Regions from separate parts of the Homo sapiens genome. Here region 1 is linked to region 2. A link is a loop called in an ENCODE intact Hi-C map of the cell type or tissue named here. Cell type or tissue: uterus. All regions are shown on one strand. Each heading gives the region's core, and the rest is flanking DNA. Links, peaks and the distances in the headings are about the cores only. Region 1 holds the start of C18orf15 (chromosome 18 putative open reading frame 15). Region 2 overlaps LDLRAD4 (low density lipoprotein receptor class A domain containing 4).

The links. A loop is a pair of places that touch in the nucleus more often than their neighbours do. Peaks named below come from ENCODE experiments on the same cell type or tissue, not always from the same donor. Only the 100,000 strongest peaks of a DNase experiment are listed, where the experiment ranks them.
Region 1: a loop joins it to region 2, with 2.0 times the contacts of the local background. A loop is called at or near these places in 15 of 110 quality-filtered maps.

Annotation. Positions count from the first base shown.
Region 1 is chr18:13,230,223-13,245,244 of GRCh38, reverse strand. All of the region lies in intron 1 of LDLRAD4 (low density lipoprotein receptor class A domain containing 4), which reads right to left. C18orf15 (chromosome 18 putative open reading frame 15) reads right to left here and starts at 5,702. Exons shown (of 1, transcript NR_146617.1): 1 at 3,169-5,702. RefSeq lists an enhancer at 4,923-5,557. In uterus, for the core only: no CTCF peak of the experiment used is centred there; a DNase peak (open chromatin) is centred at 9,084.
Region 2 is chr18:13,374,047-13,389,068 of GRCh38, reverse strand. It overlaps LDLRAD4 (low density lipoprotein receptor class A domain containing 4), which reads right to left. Exons shown (of 7, transcript NM_001378100.1): 3 at 1,307-1,728. The coding sequence starts at 1,346. Among named protein-coding and RNA genes, the nearest start is that of LDLRAD4-AS1, 46 kb to the left of the region's middle. RefSeq lists enhancers at 6,936-7,560, 8,252-8,751, 8,752-9,253, 13,622-13,751, 12,752-13,951 and a silencer at 11,225-11,519. In uterus, for the core only: no CTCF peak of the experiment used is centred there; DNase peaks (open chromatin) are centred at 6,442 and 6,998; H3K4me3 peaks cover 755 bases; H3K27ac peaks cover 2,546 bases.

The DNA of each region.
Region 1 (15,022 bases), core at 4,086-12,085, 150 kb after region 2:
CTGGGATGAAGTCACACATGCATCCGTACAGCCCAGGTACACATGGGTCCTGCAGACTCAGGATGACTCCTGCCCACGAGCTCCACATGGAATGGTTGCCCCTGAGGTTTCTCCACATTTTCCCTCATGACGCTGACTCAGGCACAGCTCCCACTTAGGGGAACCCATGCCCCCCACCAAACAGAGGGTGCAGTCGACCATAATAAGGCAGATGACATGCTCCCCAGGAACCTCATGTGCAGAGGAAGCAGTGCCTCACGGAATTGCAGGGGCCACAGACGGACCAGATGATTCTGCGCTCTTGCTTGTTTGTTTCTCCCAGAGTACCTAACAAAATTGCTAATGAGGCATATGATGCATGCTTTCTAAATATTTATTAAATTTAACTTTAAAATGAACACTCCCACCTGTCCATGAAGACAGCAAATCTCAACCATGAGGTCAATCCACAAGCTCTGCCAAAAGCTCAAATTCCACACAGAACATTCAGAAGTAAGACCTGCTGTGTGTGTGGATATGGATGTGCTGTGACAGGGTGTGTCTTGGGGGAAGAGGGAAGGAGAGGCCTAAGCTTTTGATGGCAACACTTGCAGGTGTAAACGTAAATGACTACAATATTAACCACAATACAACCCACATGGGTCAATAAAGATGTTTAAAGATTTCAAGGATTCATTCGTAATTATAATAACAAAAAGAGAGACGTAGGTAGGTAACAGAGAAAACTTGGGGCCTTTACCCTAACATTTTATATTTATGTTTGGCAATTAACTTTAATAACTGACAGATCAATAGGAAGGTTGATGGTGGAGGATGGGCAGGATGAATGGATGTGCAGATGAATGAGTAGATCAGTGGGTGGATGTTAGGACAGATGGGTGGATGAATGGATGGGTGGGTAGGTGGATTCGTGGGTTGGATGGGTGGATGAATGGGTGCATGAATGGATGAATAGATGGATGGGTGGGTAGATGGATGGATAGAAGAATGAGTGGGTGAGTGGACAGGAGGTAGATGGATTAATGGATGGGTAGGTGGATGGATGGATGAATGGATGGTGGATTGGTGAGTGGATGAATGGATGGATAGAGGAAAGAATGGGTGGGTGGGTGGGTGGGTGAGTTCATGGTGGATAGATGAATGGATGGATGGGTAGATGGTGGTTGGGGAGATGATGGATGGATGGAGGAATGGGTGGATGGGTATATGGATGGATGGGTAAATGGATAGATGGATGTGTGGGTGCATGAGTGGGTGGGTGGGTGGGTGGATGGATGGATGAATGGATGGATGGGTGGGTGGGTGGATGGATAGAGAAATGGGTGCATAGGTGCATGGATGGATGGAGAGATGAATGAGTGGGTGGGCGGGTGGATGTGTGGGTGGGTGAGTGAGTACATGGTGGATAGATGGATGGGTGGATGGGTAGGTGGTAGCTGGGGAGATGATAGATGGATGGGTAGACGGATGGATGGGTAAATTGATGGATGGATGTGCGGGTGCATGGGTGGGTCGCTGGGTGGGTGGATGGGTGGATGGGTAGGTGGTGGCTGGGGAGATGATAGATGGATGGGTAGACGGATGGATGGGTAAATCGATGGATGAATGTGCGGGTGCGTGGGTGGCTGGATGGTGGATGGATGGGTGGGTGGATGGATAGAGGAATGGGTGGGTAGGTGCATGGATGGATGGACAGATGAATGAGTGGATGGATGGATGATGGATGGGTGGGTGAATGGATAGAGGAACGGGTGGGTAGGTGCACGGATGGAAGGACAGATGAACGAGTGGGTGGCTGGGTGGGTGTACAGGTGGCTAGATGGATGGATAGGTGGGTGGGTGGATGGGTGGATGCTGATATAAAGTTTCAAATGCTGTTCCCACATTTTGTCTCATTAATCCTCCTCATAGGTTGAGAGATATTCCAGTGTCCACTCTACAGAAGTTAGTGACGTGCCCAAGGCTAAGAGCTGGAAGTGGAAGAGGCCGGGGACAACTCAGCTCCTTGGCTCTCACCTCCAAGGGGCCCTGCCTCCCACACCATGCTGCCCATGGAAAGGTGGCCTACTCCCTTGGAAAGTCCAGCTGTAAAACACTCCCAAAGAAAACATGGCCTGACTGGAAAACTAAGATCAGCTGGAGTCAGACATAAAGCCTTTAAGTGCTTCCAGCATACAAAACAGCCCCAAGACACTCAGCTGCTGCAGAACTGAGATGTGGAAATGAAGGCACAGGGGCAGAGCAGGCGCCAGGCGCAGAGCAGGCCGGCAGGGAGAAGAGCACCCAGCCCGGGAAAGCTCCTGCCAGCACAGATGGATGGGTGGATGGGTAGGTGGATAAGCCCACTGTGTAACAGCTGAAACCCAAGTCGAACAGCTGGGGTCAGAGCTGCCTGAAAGGCCAAAGCTGTTGGATAAGATTTAAATAAACTACTTCAAAATTACCTTTATTAGAGTTAAGTAAAACAGTACATCTAATGGGTACAATGTACCCTATTGACGTGATGGTTACACTAAAAGCCAAGACTTCACCACAAGGCAATATATCCATATAACAAAACTGCACTTGTACCCCATAAATCTATTTTTTTAATTTTTTAATTAAAAAATAACAATGCAGAGTGGCTTGCAAAAAAAATACCACATTTGCATTTAGTTCTTATTTCTTTTTCTATATACTATACAGACTACATGGGATTTTAAAGGGTAAAATATTACCAACCTCTTTACTATTGTTCTAAAAATCTATCATTAGTAAGTGTGTGAAAGTGGTTTTTCCATATCAAAGTGAAGTCCACGAAGGTCTTGCCTGCCTTACCTTAGTTGGATTCCACTAATCACCCGATCACCCCGGCCACAGCTCCAGGCCTGAAACCAAAGTACCAGCAGGAATTAAACAACCTCTTCAAAGAGCTTCCTAAAATCTTAACCTTTAATTGGAAAATGCAGATGATCAAATCAAGCACTGACGTGACCGGGTAAAACTTGAAATACTGGAATCCTAGACAAAATTGTTTTGATGAATTTCCTGCAGACGTGAAAACAAGCGATTCCAGTAGGTCAACAAGTCAGAAGCACGTTCTTGGTTTAATGAAGCTCTGTTAAACTATTTTCTCTTTTTCCTAGAACCCCGATCTTTTGTTATTGTTTTCAGATGATGTGTGTGTTTGTTTGTGGCTGGCTTCACATCACCCTGGAGGGTTCATAAAGATAGGCCACGAAGCCCCGTGCTTGTAGACACACACCCCGACGGACACTGGCCTCGCGTGATGACGCGTGTGAGAAACCCGCCCCAGTTTGACCTCTGCAGTACATAAGGGTCTGTGGGACGTGAACCCCACGACATTTATTTTTAATCACAGTAAAAGATGTAAGATGCACGAGACAACATGACAGTCATCTTTGCAATCCCGGTCTCCAGCAGGAGTAATTACGGCGCAGGACCCATTTCACGCATGTCCCTGTGAAAGCAGGATCCAGGCTGTTCAGCGGGGAGGGGACCGCGGGGACAGAGGAGGATTCTCTACTGACGGCAGAGCGCCCTGCAGCAGGAGGCTGGGACAGTCACCCCTACATTGCCAGCGGTCAGTCAGGAGGAGGAGCTGGAAGGCTGACCCTGGAGTCTCAGCAATACCGGCTTTCAGCAGGAGGCCCAGCCTTCACCTGCTGCTCTCTCTGCCCCTGCATCCGTCCCTCAGGCACGCCCTCAGTCCTACCACACTGACTCCCACATAGCCTGGGTTTTGCTGTCTACCTTGAGGCAGGATCACTGCTCCATTTCAATCCTCAGCGTATCAAGACATTGTGTACAGAGTAGTGATGAGCGGGAGACCCGCTGCAGCACCCGGGAGGCTACCCTGGAAGCCTCCGGAATGAACTTCCGCATGTATACACACAGCGAAAGCACACAGCAGACGCCGGGGCCAGCATGGAACTCGACACTGGTTTGGGTCTTTATAAACCAGCGCCCTGTGAGGTGCCATGTGAGGTGTCCAACAGACACAAATAAAGCCCGCCTTGGCCTGGCGCAGTGGCTCATGCCTGTAATCCCAGCATTTCGGGAGGCCGAGGCAGGTGGATCACTTGAGGTCAGGAGTTCCAGACCAGCCTGACCAACATGGAGAAGCCCCGTCTCTACTAAAAATACAAAATTGGCCGGGTAGTGGCACATGCCTGTAATCCCAGCTAATCAGGAGGCCGAGGCAGGAGAATCGCTTGAACCCGGGAGGCAGACGTTGCAGTGAGCTGAGATTGCACCATTGCACTCCAGCGTGGGCAACAAGAGTGAAACTCCATCTCAAAAAAAAAAGAAAAGAAAAGAAAAGAAAAAAAAAGCCCGCCTCGAGTAGGGCCAATTCTCTCTCAGGCAAAAATCGTGAGATTAGACCACAATCTGTTGTCATCCCTCCAAAGCTGCCGTCTCATTTAAATATCCTCTCATCTGGCAGTCACTGAAGACCTACTATGTGCTAGGCGCTCTGGAGGGCAGCTGGAATATCAAAGTAAACAGGGGAGTCCCTGATCACTGAGTTCCTGGTCCATGAGGAGAACAGATGCCTGCACAGTCCATTAGAAAATAACGGTGCGCACGCATACATGCGCATGCACACATGCACACAAGCACACACATGCACACATATACACAAGCACACACATGCACACACACGCACATGCATGCACACATGCACACTACAGTCAAACTCTGAGGATGCACAGGGCAGCACGGACCTCTAGCCCAGGTGCTGACGCTGTCTTGGAGCACCTCAAGGCCGAGGGAGGCTGAAGCAGCACCTCCCAGGCCAAAGAACCCACAGGATGGCCATGTGAGAGGCAAGAAAGGGCCCAGGGGAGGCTGTGAGCATATGTGGGGGAGGCGGTGTGAAAGCCTTTTTCCGCTTCCCTGCCACCAGCTCACGGGGACATCGGGGCTCTGGGCCTGCGGCCTCAGAGCTCCTTTGGGGCCAAGGGCTGAGCTTTCAGCAAGTTGACCCTGCAAGACTAGGGAAGCCTCAGGCTGCTCTGTTGGAAGGTGAATGTGTGACTCTTTCAAAGCACCCTGACCCTGCATGTGCCCATCTCCATCACCGAAGTAGGTCTGGAGTCGGGTCTTTCAGAATGCTGGCCTAGTTATTTAACTAATGTGCAATGAGTTTCTATGTCCAAGGCCATCCAAAACATGGCAAAGCTAAATAAATATGTATACACTTAGGAAATCCCTTCCTTGGCCAAACAGGAACAGGGACCCTACAACTGGCATGAGGAGAGTTGCACGGGCCAGCATGCTGCCAGGAGGTCCCCAGAAGTACCCATGGCAAACCAAACAAACAGCAGTCAGGAACTGGGTAAAGGTTGGCTGCAGCACAAACAGCTACAGTCGCAGCCTTTGGCTCCATGGCATCTCATGGCTGGTACAGCCTGCGTGGCCCAGGCCACCATGGAGCAAACCCCACGGGCCACAGCTGGAGGTTTGCCAGCCGGCAACTTGGGGCTCCACTCTTTCCAGGCCCGCCAAGGACAGCCAGGGCATCTGCGTCTGGTCCCCAGTCCACACTGTGACTGGTGCAGGCATTACAAGAAAGTGGAACAGTGAGTGAATGAGCGCAGCTGTTCTGAGCCTACTGAAGGTCTCTCCAGCCGGATGGCTGGCCCAAGCCCCCTCTGGACAACTGCTACTTTCATTTGCTCTAAGACTGTATGATCATTAATACCTGTAATTCATTCTGACTAATCAAAATTCATCCTGGTTAATTCACTAGCTAATTAGAATTTAAAAGAGTGCCACAGCCATTCAGGCAAGCTCATTTAGGAGCTATTGAAATCCTCACACAAGACGTAGGTGAAAAGGGAGAGGGAGTCTGTTTAAACTTCTAAGTGGCCCCTGCACTCCCCTTTGTTCCCTCAAATCCCTGAGCTCAGCAGGCTAATCTCACTGGATTAGCTGCATTAACATTTCCAGTGTCCTCTCCCTAACGCCAGGCCCCTCCAACCGCAGGCTTCATGGGTCACAAATGTTCTCTCGAGCCCGCAGTTACAAGCAGCAATTTTTTTTTTTTTTTTTTGAGACAGAGTCTTGCTCTGTGGCCCAGGCTGGAGTACAGTGGTGTGATCTCAGCTCACTGCAACCTCTGCCTCCCAGATTCAAGCAATTATCCTGCCTCAGCCCCCTGAGTAGCTGGGATTACAGGTGTGCGCCACCACGCCCAGCTAATTTTTCTTATTTTTAGTAGAGACAGGGTTTCACCATGTTGGCCAGGCTGGTCTCGAACTCCTGACCTCAGGTGATCCGCCCACCTCAGCCTCCCAAGTGCTGGGATTGCAGACATGAGCCACCCGCCTGGCCTTACAAGCAGCAATCTTAATGTCCCCTCTCCCACCAGAACCTCGGCAGGAACAGGGGCTAGGGCTGTTGAGTAGGAGCAGGAGGCATCTCAGTGAGCTCCCTGGGAACGTGACATTATAAAATCACATTTCCACACAGAAACACAGGCGTAGTCACCACCCGGGAGAGGCTGCCTATGTGTAGGCCCCTCCCAGGTATTGAGTCTCTCCAGGATCCTAAAAGTAACCCAGATTTGGTGCAAACCTCACAGAGATGTGAACCCAGGCTGGCAGGACTCTGCAGTCCACGCCCTCTGGCCTGCACCACACCACCCCTCAGTTCTGTGGGTGCTGAGTCCCACATCTGCACGTTCTCCCACCTGCTCTCCAAAATAACCCAGCTTATTACAGAAAGAGCACAGAGTAGATGTAAAAAGTCTTCCTTTTGTGTGAACACTGACAGCCCAAATAAAGAAGGCATCAGGTGCATCCAACAGTGCTTCAAGACACTGATCAATCATAAAATATTGCGTGGCACAGGCACCTCTAATATCCTTCCAGTTGAGCAAAAAATCTATCAACAAGAGGCAATGCATGAAGGGGACCAGCCCAACAGCAGAATGTTTTTAAGAGGGGGCTCCTTCTCGTTTTACAATAAACCACGACCAGTCATCGAGCAATCTGTCTCCAGTTCCAATACTGGAAAATAAGGAAGAGAAATCCTGGGTTCATGCTTAGATGGCTCTGTGATCTCATGCCCTCCAGACTTGGGAAAGGCAGATATTCTGGCACCTGCTGTTAGTTTACAGTTCCCAATAGTTCCTGGGGTTTTAGGTGGATTTTCAGAGCAAGCTTGTGGGTAAGGATGGCTAGGAACAGCCTCACTCCACTGTCCATTTCCTTCACAATCAGCCCAAGCACCGTGACTTCGCAAGGAGGCAGACACATTGACCTTAAGAACCAGGGTGGGCATCCAGGAGGCCACCAGACTCTACCCCAGCCTCCCATTTTAGAGACGAGATCTTAACAGCATGTGACCTCAGACAAGGTGCTAAATTCCCTAGACCTCAGTTTCCTCATCTGTAAAATGGGACTGATCACTACACTTCCCAACCTCATAAATGAATTACATGGGTCAAATGAAAGAACACATGCAAACTGCTGGACAGCAATGCCTCCATGAAGGGGGTTCTCCATGGGGAAACTGAGGCCAGAGGTCTTGAGTGATCACAGTGACTGGTGCAGGGCTGTCACACAATTGTATGCACTGAGGGAATGGATCTTTGGTTGCTCGGGGGACAATGCTACTTGGAGACCGAGCTAGGAACAAGAATCCACGTTCCCTGAATGTCTTCGAACTAACTGCTTTTTCCACTGAACAGATCACCCCAGTTCCACTTGGCCGTGGGACCAGGAGTGAAATTATCACCTCTGTCTCCAATGCAAGAACAAATCAGCCACCCGGCAGTCACTGTCCACAAGCCCATGAACCACAGAACCTTCCTTGGTACTAAGTATATGAACTAGAAGCTCTGGGAACTAAGAGACCATCTACGGTGGCCTCAGAGAGCCACATCCTATCAGATCACAGGAGGAAGCAGCCAGGACACCAGTGACTCTGCCAGTGCCCAGGACGTGGGGTGATGCACTTAGTCCCCTGCATTTCCCAGCGGGCACCTGCGCCATCTCATCTGACAGTCAGAGTAACCCTGCAAGCAGGCAGATGTCATGATCCCATTTTCAAGATGAGGGAGCAGGACTCGGACTGGCCAAAGGCCACAGCCCAGAACAAGAGCAAGCTGGCCTCCAGAGCCCAAGCCAGCATGCCTAGCAAGCGTTCTATGAGTGGAGCCTCCAGGGATAACCCAAGATCACAAAGACAGAGACACCTGCTGCTTCTTAAGTCACTGTGTTTCATTCTCCATTAAATATAAAACAGAACTCTACCTGCACACATTATGCCCCCAAGCACAGTCCCTTATGGAATGTTACAATCCTCATCTCTAAACTGAGATGGAACCACGCTGGTTCCAAGCAAGACTAGGGAGGGAGGGAGTCCACAGTTCCAGGGACAAAGCAAAGGGGAATTAAAACGTAACCTCAGAGGAAGATGTCAACACATCTGCAAAAGAAAATTAATTCCAACTGTGATCTGAAAGTCCGACATGGAACACCAGGTGCAGGAGACACCCCCACTCCAACAGCAGCTCAGAAACCCTCCAGACTGAGAAACACGGACCGAGCCCCACACAGGCAACGCCAGCACCCAGAGGAAGCAGAGGGTACAGAAAGGAGTTTAACATGTTTTTCTAGGCCAGACGTGGTGGCTCACGCCTGTAATCCTAGCACTTTGGGAGGCCAAGGAGGGCGGATCACCTGAGGGCGGATCACCTGAGTTTGAGACTAGCCTGACCAACATGGAGAAACCCTAACTCTGCTAAAAATAGAAACTTAGCCTGGGGTGGTGGTGCATGCCTGTAATCCCAGCTACTCAGGAGGCTGAGGCAGGAGAATCGCTTGAACCCGGGAGGCAGACGTTGCAGTGTGCCGAGATCGCACTACTGCACTCCAGCCTGGGCAACAAGAGCAAAACTCTGTCTCAAAAAAAAAAAAAAAAAAAGTTTTTCTATTGTTAGATCAAAGCAAAATGATGGTTCCAGGGGGAAAAGATGGAACAGTGCTTCTCTGTGTAACTGTTTCCACATCTAACGAGAAACTGCTCTGCACAGAACTGCCCAGCCCAGCTCGGGAGCGACGGGTGCCAGATGGAACCACTCTCTGTAGAGAGTAAACCTTGCTATCCCCATAGCAACTCCACCGCGCTTCCAAAATGCTTAAAAAGACACACATCAAATTGTTTTCCACAATTTTTCAGAAAGTGACTTTTTATTCCACACCCTTAGCAAATCTAGTTAACTGGGAATTTTCTCATTATAAAAACAGGAACACATGATCATTGTAGAAAATATGGAAAAGATGAAAAGACAGAATTTTTTAAACCATCCTTAGCACTATATGCCAAGACCTCTATTTTTAATGTCCTGGTGTATTTCCTTCCAGTCTGTTCTCCGGGTGGAGGTTCAAACAGATTCCTAACGGAGGCAAGGATCAGCACCCAGCCTGCAAGAAAAGCAACCCACCCCAGGGCTGGATGTGCACTTCCCCCAGGGGCAGGACTGCAGATGTGTCCTCAGACTGGGAGGGAAATAAAGTCGACTCATCCAACCAAAGCCGATCGCATATGCAACATGGCTAGTGGTCTATTACACAGGCTAAAAGCCATCAATAGGAATGAATTTGCTAGGAGTCCTCACCACTATTTAGAATGTGGGGGGTTTTTCAGTTTTTTCTCCTTCTTCCGCACTTGGTTTTCACAATCCTTGTGGATTTTAAATCCAAGGCAACAAAACTAATACCAGAATAAAAGCACAGTCAGATGCCTGGAGGGTGAGTCAGACTTCCAGGTAGCTGTCGAACATTTAGTCTTCTTTGAAAAGATGGAAAAAAGATTCACAGACCATAATTTTCTCTACTTTGAACTTTTCCTGATCCCAAGAACAGAGGAAAACAGCTTAGGAGAATCAAGGTTATGATAGAGACATCTCGTCTAAAGAGAAAGCATCTACATATGATGAATTTAATAAACTTTAATAATCTGATGATTTTTTTTTTTTTTGAGATGGAGTTTTGCTCTTGTTGCCCAGGCTGGAGTGCAATGGCGCAATCTCAGCTCACTGCAACCTCTACCTCCCGGGTTTAAACAATTCTCCTGCCTCAGCCTCCCAAGTAGCTGGGAATACAGGCACACGCCACCACGCCTGGCTAATTTTTTGTATTTTTAGTAGAGACAGGGTTTCTCCATGTTGGTCAGGCTGGTCTCGAACTCCCAACCTCAGGTGATCCACTCACCTTGGCCTCCCAAAGTGCTAGGATTACAGGCATAAGCCACCGTGCCAACCTAATCTGATGATTTTTTTACAGCTTGATAAATTGGTTTCTAAGCAAATAAATAACTAATTTATCCAAAATGTATTTAGCCAGCAAGTTAAATTTGGGAGGAGAGAATGGAAGGGCAAAAGTTGGTCTGAAAAACAATTGCTTCTCCTGGTTTCTGGTAGGTAGTTTACTTAGAGGAAAACAGTAAAATAAGAATGTAATGTAGGTGAGCAGCAGTCCATGGGGTGGGGCGGGGCTCATGGAAGGTGCTCAGCCTCCCCGGCTCATCTCTCTCACTGCTGCTCATACTTCAGCCTTTCTGCAGGACTTTCTGTTTGCACTGAGGCCTGTCCCAACCCACGGAGGCTCAGGTGAGATGGCCTCACACCCACACCTGGTGCCCACCCAGAAGTTGGCAGAAGGGAGGAGTCCAGAGCCCCATCCAGGCCTACGAGTCTGTGGACCTGCCCACCATCCTCCCCTGGCCTGCTCACAGGTGCCTGCTCACAGTCCATCTGTTTATTCAACAAACAGTCCTGGCAGCCCGATGCTGGGCCAGGACAGGGACAAGAAGACGATTGTCTGCCCTCCTGGAGCTCACAATGACCAGGCCCCGTGCAGGAGACACATGGGCCAGGGAAGGCCTCCTAGGGCAAAGCCAGGCGACTAATGTGCGCACCCAGGGAGAGTTCTGGGTAGGGCAACCACAGAGGCCTGTGCGGCGAGGGGGTACGTGGGTGAGGAGCCTCAGCAGGAGGGAGGCCCGAGGGGCACAGGGCATGCCATCAGGGATTACAAGGGTCACTGGCTGCTGCATCCAGACCAGACCATCGCGGGTGGGGAGGACAGCACCCGGTCAGAGGCCCCGCAGAAACCCAGGGAGAGAGGACACACGAGCACTGCTGGTGGTGACAGTGAAAAGTGATCATATTGGGACGAACGCTGGAGGCAGAACAAATAGGTTTCAAACATGCACTGGGCCATGGGAAAAGGTGACGAAAGAAGTGTCTGAGATGTGTGGCCTGAACCACGGGCAGACAAGGATGCTGGTGACTGGAATGGGACAGTGAGGGAGTGACAGGGCTGGGGGGCTGAGGGGCAGGGAGGAGCAGCTGGGGGAGTAAGAGTTCAGTTTTAGACATGCTGGCTTGGAGGTGCCTATGAGTAGAGATGCCCGGTAGGCAGGTAGGTGTAGGAGCCTAGGGTTTGGAGTTCTGGGCCGAGGTCCTCTATGGAAATACATAATCAGTCTCAACAGTTGCGACAAAACTCTGCCTCTAAGCTCTCCAGCTGTGAGTATAAGGTTCTAGGCTCAGAAACCTCTCTCCACTGACAGCTAAGGGAGAGACCCCGTTCCTCTGGGCTCTGAAGCTGGCCACACCTTACCAGCAGGCTGCATCACCCAGGGAGGGAAGGGGAACAAATACTCAAAGACATCTTTGCTTAGAGAAGGTTTCCATAAAACAGCACCAGAGACAGTGACAAACAGGTCACAGGAGCACCAGAGACAGCGACAAACAGGTCACAGGATGGAGAATATTTCCAATAAGAGGGTGCCGGCTTCCTTGGCCCACTTCCAAACACAGCTGTCCCGCCTCTTACTGGGCTCTGAGCAGTGGGCCCCTCTGCCAACCTTGCCAACCCAAGAGCAAGCCAGAGGGTCCCTTGATGTCTTGCCACCTCTTAACAGTCAACAAGCCAATGCATTTGCTACATCACAGCAGCACTACATCATCCAGTAGCAGAGAACGTATCTGAACGGCATGGCATTTGCCTTCTTAGCGGCCAGTGACCCGTGTCCAAGCAGACCCAAGAGCACTTCGCCCGCTCACGTCCTTCAGGACAGGCGCCTGCAAAGAGGTGGCGCCACTGGTGGCAAGCTCCATCCCTAACGCACTGTGTGTGGCGACAAGCAGATCCTCTGCCATCGTCTAGAGTCCTCATTGATCACACAACTCATGACCAGGGGAGATCAGAAAGCGCCTCACCTGCCACCTAATCATTTTAACAATGAGCTGAAGCCTTGGTCATGAGGACGCTGGCTCCTGTTCCCTTCAGGGAACCAGGAGGACCACACCAGGGAGAGCCAGCAGACGTGGCAGCCTTCTCTCCCTGCTGCCAGCTTCGGGTCCGGAGCTGAGTTCGGACGAGCATCACAGCTGGCACGCGCCTCTCCCACACGCAGCTTCCAGGGAGCATGGCTGGAGGTGGCGCTTCCTGGGCTGCGGAGGAGAGAGCAGGAAGCTGCGAAGCCAGTGTGAACGGCGCACACGGCTTCCACTTGGAACGCAAGCAGGGGATCAGGGGACTTGGCAGCCACAGCGGAAGAGTCAGAGCTGCAGACAACAGTGAATAGCTGAGCTGGGGAAGGGATGCGGCAGCACGAGGTGACATAGAGGCTTGTGGAGCACAGCACGGGGCAGCAGCAGCCCCCGGACAAGGCCACGCAGGGAAGGAAGGCGATTTACACGGAGGCTTGTGGAGCACAGCACGGGGCAGCAGCAGCCCCCGGACAAGGCCACGCGGGGAAGGAAGGTGATTTTGTTGAAAGGGGAGAAACAGAACTGAAGTCAACTTGCATCCACAGCCGAACAAACTGTACCAGGACAGAAGCTCAAACCATGCCAGGCAAAAAGGGGCACAGGCCACAGACAGAGGCGGGAGGCGAGTGGGACAGGAGAGGGGCCACACTGGCAGATCCACCTCACTGCTGGCACCAGGCCAAGTCTCTGCACTGCTCAGGACCTGGGACATACTCCTAAGTCCCACAAGAGCGCCCAGAAGACGCTCCTCTAACAGGGAGGAGATGAGAGCAGGCCCCTGCGGTGGCCCCAGCCTGCACCGTACTCGCGCCACACTCCATCCTGCATGGCCCACCAGGAGAGAGCTTCACGGGGTGCCCCCTCAGTCCCCTTGATGTAACTATGTGTATCTTCGAATTCAGTTTTTAGTGCTATACCCTTGACCTCCCAAAATGACATCGACTAGGTGGGTGCCTGCCCAGCCACCAAGCTGCCATCCCTGGGACCAATGACCTTCAGAAAACAGCCTGCCATGTGGTTTGGACAACCATTGGGCATCACATTCCAATTAGGTTTCACACATTAAAATAACATAAACTCTGGCCTGAATTCCTCATTCAGCTAATAGCCACATTAGAGAAGAAGAAACAAATCCATTAATTATACTTCTATGTACATTTCATTGATTATTTGTTCCTTAAAGCCAAGGAACATGAAATTAGATGTTGTCTGTGAAAAGCTTTAAATAGTTACACGTTTTGCAAATAGAAGGCATTATTATTCCCATGCGAAAGTGATAAACCTGGCTTCCTGTCGTGAACTGAATGCAGTATGAAATGTAAGCGTTTTGTGAAATGTAAACAAATATCAACTATTAAAGCACTGTGGTCGAGACAGAGCTCCCCACTGCAAACAATTCGATATGAAATCAAGGTAGGTGTTCTAATGGGCTTGTTTTTCTTTACCATTCGTGGCTGGTTGATTTGGTTTTCGACAAAGATGGGAGGAAACGCTCCACACCAGAACCAGACTCACGCGATCTCGGGCAGGCCGCAATCAGGAGGAATGGTGACCCAAAGGGCAAGGGCCACCCGACATGCTCACCAAGAGCAGCGCCCCGTGCCCAGGTTCACTCCCGCTCCCAAAAGCCTCTGGCCTGTCTGCGTGCACCCACCTTTCACACGAGCCATGTGTCCACTGCCATTTCTTCTCAAGCAAAACCGGTCCAGACCCCTCTTGCCCTTCTCCCTCCCGCTTCCTCCCATACCACCTGCCTTTTGCCTCACCCATAGACATCTATACGCCTCTGAACTCGAAGACGATGCTGCCCGTGGCGCGCATTCCATGCAGGCAGGGAAAGAACCTTCACTCATCCCTGCAGCCCCGCAGCACCCTGGACATCAGGAATGAGCTTCACCAGATTACAAGTCTCCATTCTTATAAATGCATGTGGGCCCTAAAAGGGTCCCCCTGCGCCGAGCATGAATAAATAATCTCACCCTCCTAAGGAAGATTTCTCCACACAAATAAAGCAGTCCTATCAACATTTCTGATCACCAAACTGGTGTATTCAATCCCTCCCCGACCTGTGTCAGGATTCGCCCTGGAGGGTTCAGATAGCATGGACCAGAAAGAGGAGCCTAGGAGAGTCAGGGCGGCAAAGGAGCAAGATATGGTCTGTGGATTTTGAGTTCACAACAACTGAAAGCTACAAAAGTAATTTAGAGTTTGAGTTTGAAATTTCAGGCACTGTAAGCAGTAGCATCTACCCATGACACTCGCAGACACCCTCCCACCTCTTCCCCCACCTGCAGCCATGCATGGCCCGCCCTGCCCTCCCCCTGTCTTAACATATGTTCCCACTGCCCGCCTGTGGGCCCCCAATTTTCTGAAGCATATACTCCTACAAGCAAAAATGTCTAAGCACACAGGTCATGTATATTTATTTATAAATTATAAATTATATACATATACTATGGTAATAGTACATTGTACACATAATATACAAAGTTTGAAAAATGGAGTAAAAATAAGTATATGCGTTCTAATATTTTCTCGCTGCAACCCACTAGATTACTCTTTCCCTGTTTGTTCACCTTAAAAAAAAATCTGTTCTTTTGCTAAGTCTCAGCCCGAGGTCTATGTCTCAGTCCAGCCGTGCTGCTGTAACGAAATACCTTCAATGGGGTCATTTAGAAACAGCAAAAATGTGTTGCTCCTAGTTCTGGTGGATGGGACGTCCAAGAT
Region 2 (15,022 bases), core at 2,675-10,674:
GGGCCATGACCCGCACACCACAACCTGGGAGGAAGGTGTACACAGCTGCGGAGCTCATCCACATGGGCCAGAGAATAACCAGCCCCTCACAATCCAGAGGGAGACATCTACACAGCTGCCAAGCTAACCAGCACGGGCCCTGACCCACCTCCCACAACTCGGGGAAGGCACTGTCACTGAGACCCCATGTCACAGACTATGTGGTGCAAGCTGCCTCAGGAGGTCGCCTGCAGGTGCGCACGGAAGCGGCCGAGGTTGGGAAGACCCGTCCCCTCGTTCTTCCTTGGAGAGGCACCACAGCGGCGCTCCATCTCTTCACGCCGAAGCCACGGCGACTGCGGAGGAGTGCAAGGCTGTCTAGGAGCTGACATCTAATCCAAGGAGAAGGCCCATGCCAATCAAGCCTGAGCCCCTGCCCCTCTCTCCAGGCATCCCAACAGCCTGACCTGCTCCCTCCACAAAATCTGAAAAGCTGCAAACTTCTGGGACTCACGGAACCAGAGAATAGGGTCACTTCTTGTGACTATTTCTACCATCTTTCTCTTAAATGAAAGGCAACCTCCACAAAACCTCTTTTATGTAAACACATTCTCCCTGGATTCCATGAAGTTCCTCAATGTCACGGAGCCCAGTCTGTCTACGAGGAGCCAGAGGCCCAGAGGATTAAGTGGCTTCCTGGAATGTTACATGAATCAGACAAAAGAGCCAGGATCCAAATTCAAAATCTCCTGTGTCTTGGGCGAGGGCTCTGGGCACCAGCCAGACTGTGTGGTTCCCTACAAACTGCCAGCCAGGGCCAAATCACCAGCACACTGGGGTGTCCCACTTCTCCCCGCTCACTGCAAGACGAGTTCTGCCCAGTTGCCCCAAGCACACAAATAAATGTGAGAAATTAAAGATGGGGAGGCACCAAGCACACATCGGCAATTAATCTTTTCCCTCGGAGAATCTTCCCGGTTCTGTAAAGAAACCACACTTCCCCTACCCTCGCTCAGCAAGTGACATATTTCCTTAGAGAACAGAGACTTGGAAGACGCTGCGAATACTGCAGGATATTGTGTGTATCCTATCATTCAACAAAAACAGAAGCAAAAAGTGTCAAACACTTTTTCAAACTGCTATTGAGAGAGCGAAGGAAAACACATTATTATTTTGTCAGAATCAGTCACCACAGCAGCCTGAGCCCTTGACTGCGTTGGCCTTCAGCTCCTGACTGCAAAGGTAGGTTCACTGCATGCAGTGGTTTGGGAGTTTATTGCCTCCCAGGAGTGGAGGCAAAGCCTCGGATTACCTGGAGCATGCTCACCTGTGAAAGCATTTGTGGCCTGAAAACCAGCTTCCGGCATACTGCTCCCCGGACAAGCCTGTGCTCCAACTCTTGCGCTGTCCCGTCGAGGAAGCCGCCGGGCGAGGCTCAGGTCACTTCCATCTTAGCCTGTCCAAGTCCATCGCTCTGCTGGGCCGGCCTCTGGGAGCATCCGCGGCCCACCTGCCCGGCTCTCGCGCGGGCGGGCGGTACCTGGGTGTGGCACCTGGGCGGCGGCGGTCCCTGCTCCCGTCAGCCGTCCAGCCAGGGCGCGGAGGCCATGGCGCGGGTGGAGGGGCTGGCCCTCAGGCCCTCAGAACACGGGCGCCCCTGGCCACGCCGCTGCCAGCATCCTGCAGGGTCGCACCTGCACGCGGGTGCTCCTTGTCCCAGCCGCAGCTCTCTGTGCTCCGCCTCTGAAACTGAAAAGCAAGAGGTCACTTTCCTGATGACCAGCAGAAGCATTACAATTAACAGGCTTACACAGGACAGAAAGGAAAAGCCACGGAGCTGCCTCCACGACCCCACTGTGGGCATGGGGGCTCCCACAGGGGCTGCCAGGGTGGGAGGAGATCCACCTGCCCCCAAGGCCACAGCTATGCTCCTCTTAAGGTTCAAATGTCCCTCCTGGGCCATTCTGCCCTCACAGACACCTCGGGGAAGAAACTCATTTCTCAAGCTGGTTCCCAAGGCCTTAGACTGGGGTCTGTGGTGCATGGCCACTGGTCAGCACTCCAGGAAGAAAATGCAGGACTTGCATGGAGCAGTTTTTAAAAGTGATTCTATCTATCTATCTTATCTATCCATCCATCCATCTATCTATCTATCTATCTATCTATCTATCTATCTATCTATCTATCTATCTATCTATGAATGACAGGGTCTCACTAAGCCGCCCAGGCTGGTCTCCAAACTCCTGCCTCAAGCAATCCTCACAAAGGGCTTGGCCTCCCAAAGTGCTAGGATTATAGGCATGTGCCACCATGCCTGGCCTAAAAATGGATTCTTAAAAGGAAAACAAATGCCCACATTAACTTTTTAGTGAGAATAGGAAGGAAAAGCAAATTTAATCTATAAACTGCTCCATATGTTACATAACAATAGAAGCATTTTGCCTGTAATCCCAGCAATTTGGGAGGCCGAGGCGGGAGGATCACCTGAGGTCAGGAGTTCGAGATCAGCCTCATCAACATGGAGAAACCCTGTCTCTACTGAAAATACAAAAAAATTAGCCAAGTGTGGTGGTGTATGCCTGTAATCCCAGCTACTCGGGAGGCTGAGGCAGGAGAATCACTTGAACCCGGGAGGCGAGGTTGCAGTGAGCCAAGATCGCGCCATTGCAATCCAGCCTGGGCAACAAGAGCAAAACTCCATCTCAAAAAAAAAAAATAGAATAATAATAAAAGCATTTTACAAAATGTTTTTCAGATATTTTAATGTTCCATTAAACATAAAGCAATATTAACAAGAATGACAGAAGCCCAAAGGATCAGACTTTTAAAACAGAATCCTGAATATCAGTCTCCAATATTCAGGAAAAGAAACCTCTTTTATGTTATCACTTCATCCTAATCAATTTATAACCAACTTTTAGAAAATGTAATCTCATTCTTCTTTTTCATCATCAAACTAAAGAAAAAGAACTTAAGAGAACAGAGCACAGAACAGAAAGGAGCCCTCTGTTAATCACATGTTGCTATAAACAGAAGGTAGTGAAGTAACACATCACTGATACGTACTAATTACAAGGAGTATGTTATAAATTAATGAAGTACTTTAATGATACTAAGACATCCAATTCTATTACCTTCATGTATCTATAGTAACATTCTCAGTTAATAAGGTATGGCCCAGTAGGAGTCCTCAAGTTTAAAGAACAGGTAACATTTTAATTAAAAAATAAATTATTTGTGTAAATGGTAGCTTTGAAGTGCTTGAAAATGTGAGAAAACATTTTTTCTCTGAATTCTAACATTCCATCTAAAAATGGCCAACATGCAGGTCCTACAGGAACTTCGGAAGAAAACTAGTTGCACTAGCATCATGAACTTTGGGAAATGGAATTTATCCTGCCAGATAAAAACAGAAGCCCACCTGCCCTAAAGCTTTGATTTTTCTCTGCCCTTTTCGATGATGCTTTTGGTGTGCAAATATGCTAGACTTTATTTGTTCTCATTCTCTAAACTCAGAGAGAAAACCAAACTGCAGGGAGGTTTTTGCTGTTGTTTTATTGTGGGAATTTTGTCTATTTGTTTCATTGCAGAAGTTATGCTACCTCACTTTTTTTAAAAATCAGGTTATCATAAGGAAATAATCAACAGAATGAAGAGACAACCGATAGACTGGGAGAAAATATTTGCAAGCCATACTTCTGATCAGGGCCTAATATCCAAAGTATGTAAGGAACTCAAACAACTCAGTAGCAAGAAAACAACCCAATTTTTAAAACGGGCAATTACCTGAAAAGATGTTTCTCAAAAGAAGATATACAAATGGCTGACAGATATATTAAAAAATGCTCAACATCTCTAAGCATCTGGGATATGCAAATTAAAGCCACAATGAGCTATCACCTCACACCCATTAGAATGGTCATTATCAAAGACAAAAGATGAGAAGTATTGGCAAGGATGTGGAGAAAAGGGAACCCGTGTACACTGTTGGTGAGAATGGAGACTGGTACAGCCATTTCGGAAAACAGTATGGAGGTTCCTCAAAAGACTAAAAATAGAATCACCATATGATCCAGCAATCCCACTGCTGAGTACATATCCAAGGAACTGAAATAGGTATGTCAAAAATATATCTACACTCCCGTGTTCATTTCGGCACTATTCACAATAACCAAGATACGGAAGCAACCTAAGTGTCCTTCAGTGGATGAACACATAAAGACAACATGGTATGCATACACAATGGAGTACTATACAACCTTTAAAAAGAAGAAAATTCTGTCATTTGCAACAACATGGATGAAACGGGAGGACATTATGCCAAATGAAATAAGCCAGGAATTGAAAGACAAATACTACATGATCTCACTTATGAAACGGATGGACATTAAGCCAAATGAAATAAGCCAGGAATTGAAAGACAAGTACTACATGATCTCACTTATAGGTGGAATCTGAAAGAGTCAATCTCACAGAAGGAGGGTAGAAAGGAGATTACCAGAGGCAGGAGGAAGAACGATGAAGAAAAGGGAAATGTTGATCAAACATACAAAATTTTCAGATGGACTGGAGGAATACGTTTTAGTGACGTACTGCATTGCATGGTGACCACAGTTAATAAAAAAAGTATCACATATTTCAAAATTGCTAAAATAATAGATTTTTAACATTCTTACCACAAAAAATGATAAGTTGGTGAGGTGATGGATATATTAATTCATTTGAATTGAATATTTCTACCATGCATACATATACCAAAACATTACATTGTACCCCACATATATGCAGTTATTATTTGTCAAAATGTCAATTAGAAAAATGAAGTTATCATACATCCCACATGTCAAAAGGCTATGGGAAAGACTGAGGCCAATGTGGATCAAAATAGAAGAAACAACCAACTTCCCAGTTTTCTTATGCTGGCTTAATCACCCCCACCAATCCTTAACTTTACATCTTCTAAAAGAGAGGTTGGACACAGGTGTGTAATAGCTCCCATGAGGTCTAAGCGTGGTCATGGCCAGGATTTTTAGGACAGTGATGTGTGCGGTTCCCAACAAAAGCAGGGTGAACACAGCTGTGTTACCGCATCAATGGATAACGTGCCTATTCCTATATACACTCTGAGTCTCCCCCAATGCAATTTTCAAGGTAAAATGCAATTATAAATGCTGTAAAAAGTCTTCTTTCTCACTGCTAGCAACAAAGATTAGCTACCCTTTCTAGGAATACGCAGCAGAGGTGCAAGCTTCGTTCTGCTCAGTGAAAGACTGTGACCACCCAGAAGGGGCCAGAACCCAGCGGCACTCAGTAAGTGTGTCAGGTGACCAACAGGCAGCGCAGGGTGGGTGATCAGGACCCAGAGAAAACTCTGAGGGCCAGCACAGTCAGCAGAAGCCTGCAGGCCCTGTTCTGGACAAGACGTGTGCTTTTAGTTTAGAAACCAACCAGCAATCAGCACAGCCATGCTGGGCATCTGTGGAGCAAACACGTGGAAGGGTAAAAGTTGGAGGAGCTGAACAAACGCTGCTTGCCGGCCGTCCCTCCAATCTTCTGCTCTCGTGAGCCTCCTGCTCATGAGCTGCCACTCAGCTTTCCAGTCTCAGCCCAAACAACCCTCCCTGGAGATGCTTCTTTGATGGCCCCCAGTCTAAGTCCAGACCCTGCTACACAACCCGCAGCACCTGGTCGGCTTCCCAAAACATCTGCAGTTGCGACTCCACACGGGTGTCCTGATTGCACCATGCCTGCCCGTCTCCCCCACAAGTGCCATGAGAGCAAAGGCAGTGGCCAGCAGATCCTCCAGTTCCCCTTGGCACCCAGCAGGTGCCCAGTAAATACGTATTTCCTGAGCGAACACATGAGTGAAGGAAGACACTTACGTGAAGCTTCCCTGAGTACTATACACAGCGCAGAGAAGGCTCAGCAAACACCTACACAATTAACCCAGCCCTAGCTGCGCCTGGCAAGGGGCATTTCCCAGGTGGAGGTGCTGCTCCTCAGCCTGCTTGGCTGGGACCCTCCGGGCTGGTTTTCCCACCACCCCACTAGAAGAGTTGAGATGATGATTACAAGTGGTGAGCCTGCTGCACTTACACTTCCCACAAAGTCCTATCCAGCAAAGGCCTTCAGAGGTCATTGACTTAAATGCCCTCAGGCTACAGAGAGAGAGCAAGCGCTGCCCCATGGAGGCGCAAGAACTGCGCCCAACACTGGCAGCAGGAGAGCAGGACTGACCCTGGGCCTCTTGCCCTGAAGGCACTGCTTCCCATGCTACTCCTGAGGCCCAGGAAGCTCCCTAAACCCAAGTAGCTTAAATCAAGAGAGAAGGAGAGGGGGGAATACAGGAAGAGGCAACTTACCCAGGACGCAAGGTCACAGTCAAGATCCCCCCCAAGGCAGCAAGCACATGGTCATCATTCTACACACACACGCACACACATGCACACACGCACACACACGCACACACACACGCACACACACATGGAGGTTCTATTTATACTGGGAAGATGGGCAGGACTAACCAGGAAATAAATTAATTCAATATTGCACTTGAAAAATGTCATTAAGTCCCTCCCATAACAGAGCAACAGTTACTAAGGAAATAGAGCACGTCAAATGGAAAAACACCCCCACAGGAAGGGACATTTTAAAAACATGAACACTCACAAACCTAACCAAGTAAGTTACAGGGTATGTCTGCCTTACCAGTTATTCACAAAAACTTATATGAAACGCAGTCCTCCTCAGAGTCATTCAGGAATACAAACTGAACTGTGTCCGTATTATATCTTTCATTAAAAGACACTGTAAAAACAGATACATGGGGTTCAGGAAATGTGAGGGTCACACAGGGGCACGGAGGCCAAAATCCAATGGAGAAGTGAAACAGCCTTTTTTCCAAAATCAAAGTAGCACTCAAAAAACCGTAGTGCATAAAGAATTGACGCTGCAGTTTCATTTTTTATTTCCTCCTGCTGTGGACAGACTGTTTCGCTGGCGGAATGTCGGTTACCTAGGTGACAGCTCCACAGCCATGGCGACTGCTCCAGGCCCCACAGACGCTCAGGGCCGAGCCCCGGCCTGTGGATGCCGATCCCTGGCCACTCTACCCACCAGAGAAGTTCCAGGGAGAAAGGAACGCTGCCAACCAAAGAGGTCATTCTAAACCTCGGCAAACTGGGGCTCTGCTGCAAAATTTAAAAAAAATAAAAATGACCATGTTTGAGAGCTGCACGGCACAGCTCACCTATGCATCATCTCACCCTATGTTCATTTAGGATCAAAGAGGCAAAGGGCTTGTCATGAGACAGATGGGAGAAAAAGTGGGGAAAAGACCCTTGAGAAGCTATTTCCAACTTGAGCTGGGACCAGGTGTCCCACCAAGGGAGATGTCACACGTCTCCATGTGAGTGCCTCAGAGCTCATGGATAGTGCAGACCTTGGCAACGGCCAGTCAGTCTCAAGATCTCCTAACAGTAAAGAAAAGGAGGTGCTACAAATAAAACACCTCTGCCTCCAGGCAGCCAGCCGTAGGCAGAGAGCCCCAGGTAGGGGACCCACTCTGCTTCTGGTACCCGTGGTGACTCCCGGCCCTGGCTCCCATCTCCTCTTTTATACAATGAGGAGGTGAAACTGGAGGTCCCTCCCATTCCAAAAAGTCCCCTATGGCCATGTCTCTGGCCGAGAGAGAGGGCAAATGGGCATAAAAAAGGATACAGTGGGCGGGCACGGTGCCTCACGCCTGTAACCCCAGTGCTTTGGGAGGCTGTGGCAGGAGGATTGCTTGAGCCCAGGTGTTTGAAACCCACCTAGCCAACATAGAAAGTCCCCATATCTACTAAAAATATAAAAATTAGCTGGGCATGGCTGTGCACACCTATACTGGGGAGGCTGAGGCAGGAGGACTGCTTGAGCCCATGAGTTCAAAGCTGCTGTGAGCTGTGACTGCACCACTGCACTCCAGCCTGGGCAACATAGCAAGACCCTGTCTCTTCAAAAAAAAAAAAAAAACTAAAGAGAAACAAAAGAAAGGGACACAGTGCAGAAGCACAGAAAATCCACATGGAAATGCAAATCTGAGAGCAAGTCAGAGAAACAGGCTGCCTATAGCCAGGGAAGACTGAGTTGGAGTGTGATGAATTTTTCATGCTACTTTTCATCTCTGTGATGTGGGGGGGCAAAATAACATGTAGCTTTTGTAACACAACCTCCAAGCCATCCTCACCCTGGGTAGCTCAGTGGGATCTGGTTACTTGTTCAGCATAATGTAGTTCAGGGTAGCGTAGTGCCTTGCTGTAGGTCACCAATTCAGGAAGCAAGTACAAAACCCAAAACATCGATTCAAAGACACACACAGGCTGCAAACAGGAAAAGCAATAATTATATTAGAACATTCTTTAAAATGTCACCTTGACAAATCCAACACTTGATAAATCCTGAGGCTATATTCAAACCAAGTTGGAGAGAGTTCCCCCTAAAATAAACAGGATAACTGTCCTTAATGCATTAGTAAGTCTATAATTATCGACTCATATGATCTAGCAGCAGAGGAAGCCGCAAGGAGTCATATATCCGACCCCTGTGCTTTGTGGAGGAGGCGATCCAGAGGCTCAGGGAGAGGGGACAGGTTGAAGATGAGTGTGGGAGGAATGCAAGCCAGGGCTGGAACCAGGTGTCTGGATCCTGGCCCAAGCTTCCAGTTCCACTGTCTACACACAGCGGCCACAGGAGACACTGGCTCAGGAGGGAGAGCCTGCAATGCTAGGAAGACAGCCGTGCACACCTGCACCAGCCGCTCGCTGGGAATCAGGGAATACTGGGAAGATCTCTGCTTTCCAGGGCCCGAACCAGGCCATTCCCACAGCACCCACATGCACAAGGGAATGGGAAAGGGTCAGGGCTTGGCCCAGGGGCAGATGATCCCTGAGCAGACGTGCATTCTGGTCTGAGCCCGGTCTGAGCACATCACAGACACCTCCACTGTGGCCACCAGCCAAGCAGCGGCAATGCCCCTCCCAACCCAGCCCCACCCCCGTAGAGGTTCTGCTCCCACTGTGGCCTGGCGTGAGGGCTCGGGCTGACGGGCAGGGGGCTGGCGGGCAGGGGGCTGGCGGGCAGGGGCAGGCCTCTGCAATCCTCCACACCCAGGGATCTCCCCCACTCCAGCTTTCTTCAGATAAAATCAGCTTAAAATGGGCATGACAGGCAAACAAGAAGGGGGTCAGACCATAGGCTAACAAGTGTGGGCAGGAAGGGAGGGGGAGCTGTCTCATTCTTTGGTGGGAATAGAAAAGAATATGAACCGACAAGCTGTTTGTACGAAACAATTTTCATCTCCCTTGCCAAGCCACTCCTTGCTGTCAGCTCACAGCAGGCTTCCCTGGGACACCTGTGCCGGCCCACAGTCTTCCCTGCTCTCTGGCCTGCAGGACGCCACCAAAGCTGCATCTCTTCATTCAGTATTTCAACAGCTATTTGTGGGGTCATTACTCTGGCAGGCACTATTTTAGGAGCTGGGGAGACAGCAGTGAGCAAAACAAACCAAGCTCCTGTCACCATGGGGCCCAGATCCTTGTGTCTCGTCTGCCTCTGCAGGTGTTTCTGGACAACGCTTCCTGATTATCCTTGGCATTGACCATGGGGACTAGAATACAGCAGGTACCCAATAAATGCTGACTGTACTGCACAGAATTCTAGCTGAGCCTCAGCTAGGTCACCTCCTTTTCAATCTATGGCCTCTGTCCTGCATCTGGGCACCACACACAAGTGGCTGCTGGCCTGGGGGTGCCCCATGGGGGACATCGTGGCTGGGAGTTTACTGCACAGGCAGTGCCCAGCCCCACACTGTTTCAAACATGCTCAAACAAGAGCCTTATACAAAGGGGCCAGAGGACAAAAGTCTGGGCTCTGGCCACATTGGGTTCACCTCATTCTAGGCTGTGTGTGACTTAGGCAGTTACTTAAAGCCCCTGAGCCTCAGTTTCCTTGGCTGTAAAATGGAAGCAATGATGGCACTGGCCTGATGGAGCCATTGTGTATCTAATGAGAAAACACAAACAAAACCCTAGATCTAATGAGGGCTGGAGAAGTTACCACCCCTCCCAAATTACTACAACCTGCCTCAGCAGATGGCCGATGAAATCGCGTCTCTAACACGGCTCAGCCCACCCTCTTCCAGTTCTGATCTGACCCAACTGATACAACGTCAGATTCATCTCCTAGTTCCTCTGCTAATTTGTCTTGATTTTTTTAAAAAGTTCCCAATAGATAAAAATCAAAGCTCAAATCATTCCATGCCAGCTAAAATTAACAACAGAGAGAAACAGGAGAAAGGATACAAAATTAGAGAAAGTGTGTGGGTGAGGTTTTTGGTATGAAATGTGGTAGAATAGTAGAAGAGGAAAAAAATGTCAAGAAAGAAACTTGCCTTTAAAAGGAAAAAGATAGAGGCTCTTGATATTTGATTGGCTTTTTTTCATGTTTTCATACTGAAATATAACATTTAAAAAGCAGCAATAGAAAGAAAAATAATAAATTTGACCAAGTTTTTACATCTCCTTCTCGGAAAATCATCACGCAGGGTCCTGTCTGCTGTTCTTCCGTCTCTTTTCTTGTGTGGTTTGTTCCCTTGGTAAAGTGCTGACCTTTTAAGTTCTTCACATGCACCTCTCAAGCTTCCACACAGCCCTGAGAACGAAAGATGGCACAGAGAGGGCAACAAACCACCCTTCTGACAAGTAGGGTGCTCCCATGCCCCTCTGCCGGGCGAGGCAGCCTGTGAACCTGCAACTGTCCCCAGGAGCAGCTGTCACAGAGTGCAGGGAACTCAGGGGAAGGCTGCCTGGTCCCTAACTAACGGGGCCACACCAGGACACGCAGCAAAACACCCTACACCTTAAGGCTCAGACAAACTGATCAGCGATATAACAGCCAATGTTCCCTACAGAAATGAACGATCAGAGTCATTTCAGTCGCCTGCGTTCACAAAGCCTCCTAAGCATTCCTTGTTCACCAAGCTCCAAACCAGCTCCACAAGTGCCTCTTAAATCAAACACACAGGGAACAGCTGAGCTTTCATGAAGCACTTCTGTCTCATTTGCTCACATTCATTATCTGAGGAATATATATTCCTTTAGGACAAAGAAAAACTGTCCACTTTATATAATTTTTCACAACTCGGTATCCAATTCAAGGTGAGTGGGGGTGGACAGAAATGCTCCAGTAAGACTTTTCTTAGATATTTCCAGGGGAGACTCTGTGTTGTCTGGGATGGGCCTGCGAGGCTCTGCCTATTGCTCCATGCAACTTAATGTAGGCTCAATGGCGGGTCACGCTCGCGAAGCTCTTGGGACTGGCCAGCAGTTTGTGCTCTGGCGGAATGATGACTCCTCACTGCCTGAGTATGTCCATTATGACAAAAGGTAGGGGAAGTCCCACTTTCCTCTGGAGAGAGGAAGCGGTTTCTATTGCCTGAAGAGGAGAAACAGATACAGGCCCATCTGATATCCTCTTAGAACTTAAACTTCGGTTCAACCACTCTGCTATTTCTCCCACTTAAGGGAACCAGAAGAAGAAATTATTTGCAGTTAATCGCGTGCCACCCTAGGAAAGTCATGGGTTGTACAACCACCTGGGAGAAGGCACGGGCACTCATCTAAGAGCTAAAAAAAGATAACCTCTAGACCAGCCTTTCCAAGAATGACTTGCAATTCAAGCAGCAAAACCATCATTGAGGCAGACCAAGTTATGGAAACAGACGTGACGCAGCCTAGTCAGTTCATGTTGGTGAAATAACTTAATCTGGCCACAGAAATCCAAGGAGATGCATATTTCAGCCGATGTCTGAAGGACAGAATGCAAAACAGTGCTGTCAGAGGATGGCTCTGGCGTTGATGTTACCGGCAGTGAGCAGACCCAAGAGTGTGACAGAGGAGCTCTTGGGTGTGACACACATCAAATGCCACCTGCGGGGCCCGGCACACTAAGCCTTCTGACGGGTAGTCCCGACTCGATGCACCTTCAGGGAGCACTGAGAGAGCTTCCTGACTTCCTGCAAGGCCAGGCGAGGCAGGATGTGAAAGTGCATCTGTCCCCAGGAGCAGCTGTCACAGAGGGCAGAGAACCCAGGGGAAGGCTGCCTGGTCTCTAACTAATGGGGCCACAAACCCCACCGCTGTGTTCTGGAGGCCTCCGGCCAGGCAGAAAGAGTTCATTAGACCAATTTCCACTGCCTTGGTAACGAAGGCCCGTGCGTGTGCTCTCACACAGGAAAAGCAAGTGAGGGTTATTCATGGGGAAAGCACCACAGACAGGTACCATGTATCCCGCCAGGCAGCCCAGGCAGCGGTAAAGATACGTGCCCTCCTGGAAGACAGAACTGGCCCCTCTGGAACCGCGTGTGATAGAGCAGTCTTCCACAGCACCGGACGCCGAGGGTGTGCTGAGTTTGCTGGGCTTCAGAGGCACTGATCGGCAACTGCAGGAGCCGTCTCATCCTGAGCTGTGCCCTCACCCGCAGAAGAAGCCCCTGTGTATACCTGATGCTGAAAGGATCTGTCTGTCTTATATGTCCACCGTCAGATCCAGGCAGGAGAATTCCTGGGATCCACCAGAGAAAACCACAGGATGCCGCTGGCAAGAGGGAATATAACTGCCATGCTTGGCAGCTGACGCCGCTGTTCATGGGGATGCACAGGCTCTGAGAGGCCTTTCATGATCTAAGCGACCGTGGGCCGCGCCAGCCTGACCGCCAACTTCCTCTGCACGGAAAGTCATGTCTTCTTTAGATTTTTCTTTTTCCCTCTCAGAATCTGGCCCTTATTTATTCCCTTCCCCACTGGAGTTGACAAGTAGGAATCGATTTATTCCAACCCCTACTCTGCATGGAGACCTAAGCACATTTCTTCAGACAGAGGCCAGTGCCCGCACAGCCTGGGAGGACAGGCAGGGAGGGGCAGCTTTCCCGCAACAGACAGCAACCTCGTGCCTACCCTCCCTCCCAGAGTCTGATGAAGTGAACACAGTTCCCTCAAACGGCAAGAACGAGGACTTGATTTCACTCCTCCAAGGAAAGTAAGCTGCTGCCACTTTCACCAAGATAATCTGGGCCACTGCTCCCCAAATATCCCCAATACCCCAGGCAATCACCAAAACTACCCTCTATTTTTACTTAAAAACTAGATAATTAACAAATACACTTGAAATCGGGAAACACACATACGCCGGTGGACAAGACCAGTGTTGAAGAGCAAGGCGCTGGCGGGCGGGAGGAAACGAGGAGGAGAAGGCCTCCCACCAGGTGCAGGCTCCCTGGCAGGGAGGAAGAGGGTGCTGTTCCCTGACTGTACAGAGGGAAGGGAGGGAAAAGCAGAGCACCATGATTGCCCCAGTAAACTCCACTCCATAACTGAACACTCAGAGCATTCACTCAGGCCAGGGCCTGCTTAGATTAGAATTTAGCTTTTCATCTTCAAATACTTAAATAGGTCAGCATCACTTTACTTTGTCCTTACCACCAACCCAAGCCTCCCCATCTCACTCAGCTTCGGCCCTGCCCTGACCCAGCAGGCCCTCATTTCCAGCCCAACACACAGAGCCAGCTGTGACTCACTCGCACTGCCGAGCCACAGGGATTCCCCACGTCGGAGACATCACTCCTATCGAAATGACTCATCTCCTCACTTCCTTTGAATAAAAACATGTTATTATGTTCAATAAAACCATACAAGAAATAATAACTAAAGATGGCATTTAAATAACTTATACCAACACCTAAAAATGGCTTCCTGGAGGAAAAGGGAATGACTGGCATTTTCAAGGATATTTTCAGACCTCCTCCTTTTCTCCTCCTTTTCCACCGGCCTCTCCTCCAGATGAGTCCTGGCTGCATTCAGAGCTGCACGGACCCCTGGCCTAGAGGTAAACTTGGGCAAAGCAGGTTTTACAGTGAGCACAGAGGCTGCCATCAAAATCTAAAAGCAGTCTAGCTGCTCCACTACCGTCCCCTTCCCTTCTAGTTCCCATGGAAACAGACCTCAGATCGCCAAAAACCGGGTAAAGATAGCACCATGCCCAGTGTTCCCGCAATCTGTTTCCATGGGAACAGGAAGGGAAGGGAGTGGAGGCTGGGTGGCTAGACGCCTGCAAATCTCCATCCCCGTCATGGGGCTGCAGACGGCACCTACACACAGGTCCAGGGCCTGGGGTGCTCTTTAGGAATAAGATGTCCACTTGGGGATAGAGTCCTAAAGATGAGGCTCCCAGCAGCTGGGCTGTGTAATTGAAGCTGCTGCAGACTTCCAGACACACACCTAGCAGGTGCTGGCCTTCTCAATCGCCCCTCAGCCAACAGGGATGACCATTTCAGAGCACGGGTCCCACTCCTGGCTGGGTGGCAGAATCACCCCAGACCAATTGAATCACTATCTGTCGGGGCTGGGGCAGGACTCTGCAGTGTCTCATCAGCTCCAAAGGTGATTCTGATGCACGGCTGTTCTGGGAAAGCGAAGATCCAGACCAGAGCTTCCTGAGATTAAGGTGCCTGCAAATTCCGGGGATGTGGTGACTGCAGATTCGGTTCAGCAGGTCCGGGGCAGGGCCCAAGAGGCTGCATTTCCAACCAGCTCCCAGGGGATGCTGATGCTGCTGGGGACCACATCTAATTAGTGAGATTCTAGACTCCAGGTTCTTTGGCTCTAGAACCTTCTCCACAGACCAACAATGGACAGACAGCCACTCCTGCATGAGAGCTTGCTCCCATCGGCAGCCTGCAGTCCATGACCCAGCTCTGGCCTCCACAGGAGACTGTGTGGGGTCAGGGCTGAGAGGGCTCCGGCCTCCATAGGAGCCTGTGTGGGGTCAGGGCTGGGAGGGCTCTGGCCTCTGCAGCATCCTCTGCTACCTGTGCTATCCCAAGAGACGACCTATGTGGGTCAGAAGGTAACAAAACAGCCAACATTTACGTGTAATTATCAGGGACACATGACATCACCTCCAAGTGTGATTTCTCTAAAAGGTAAAAGCAAATTCCACGTGGTTGAGG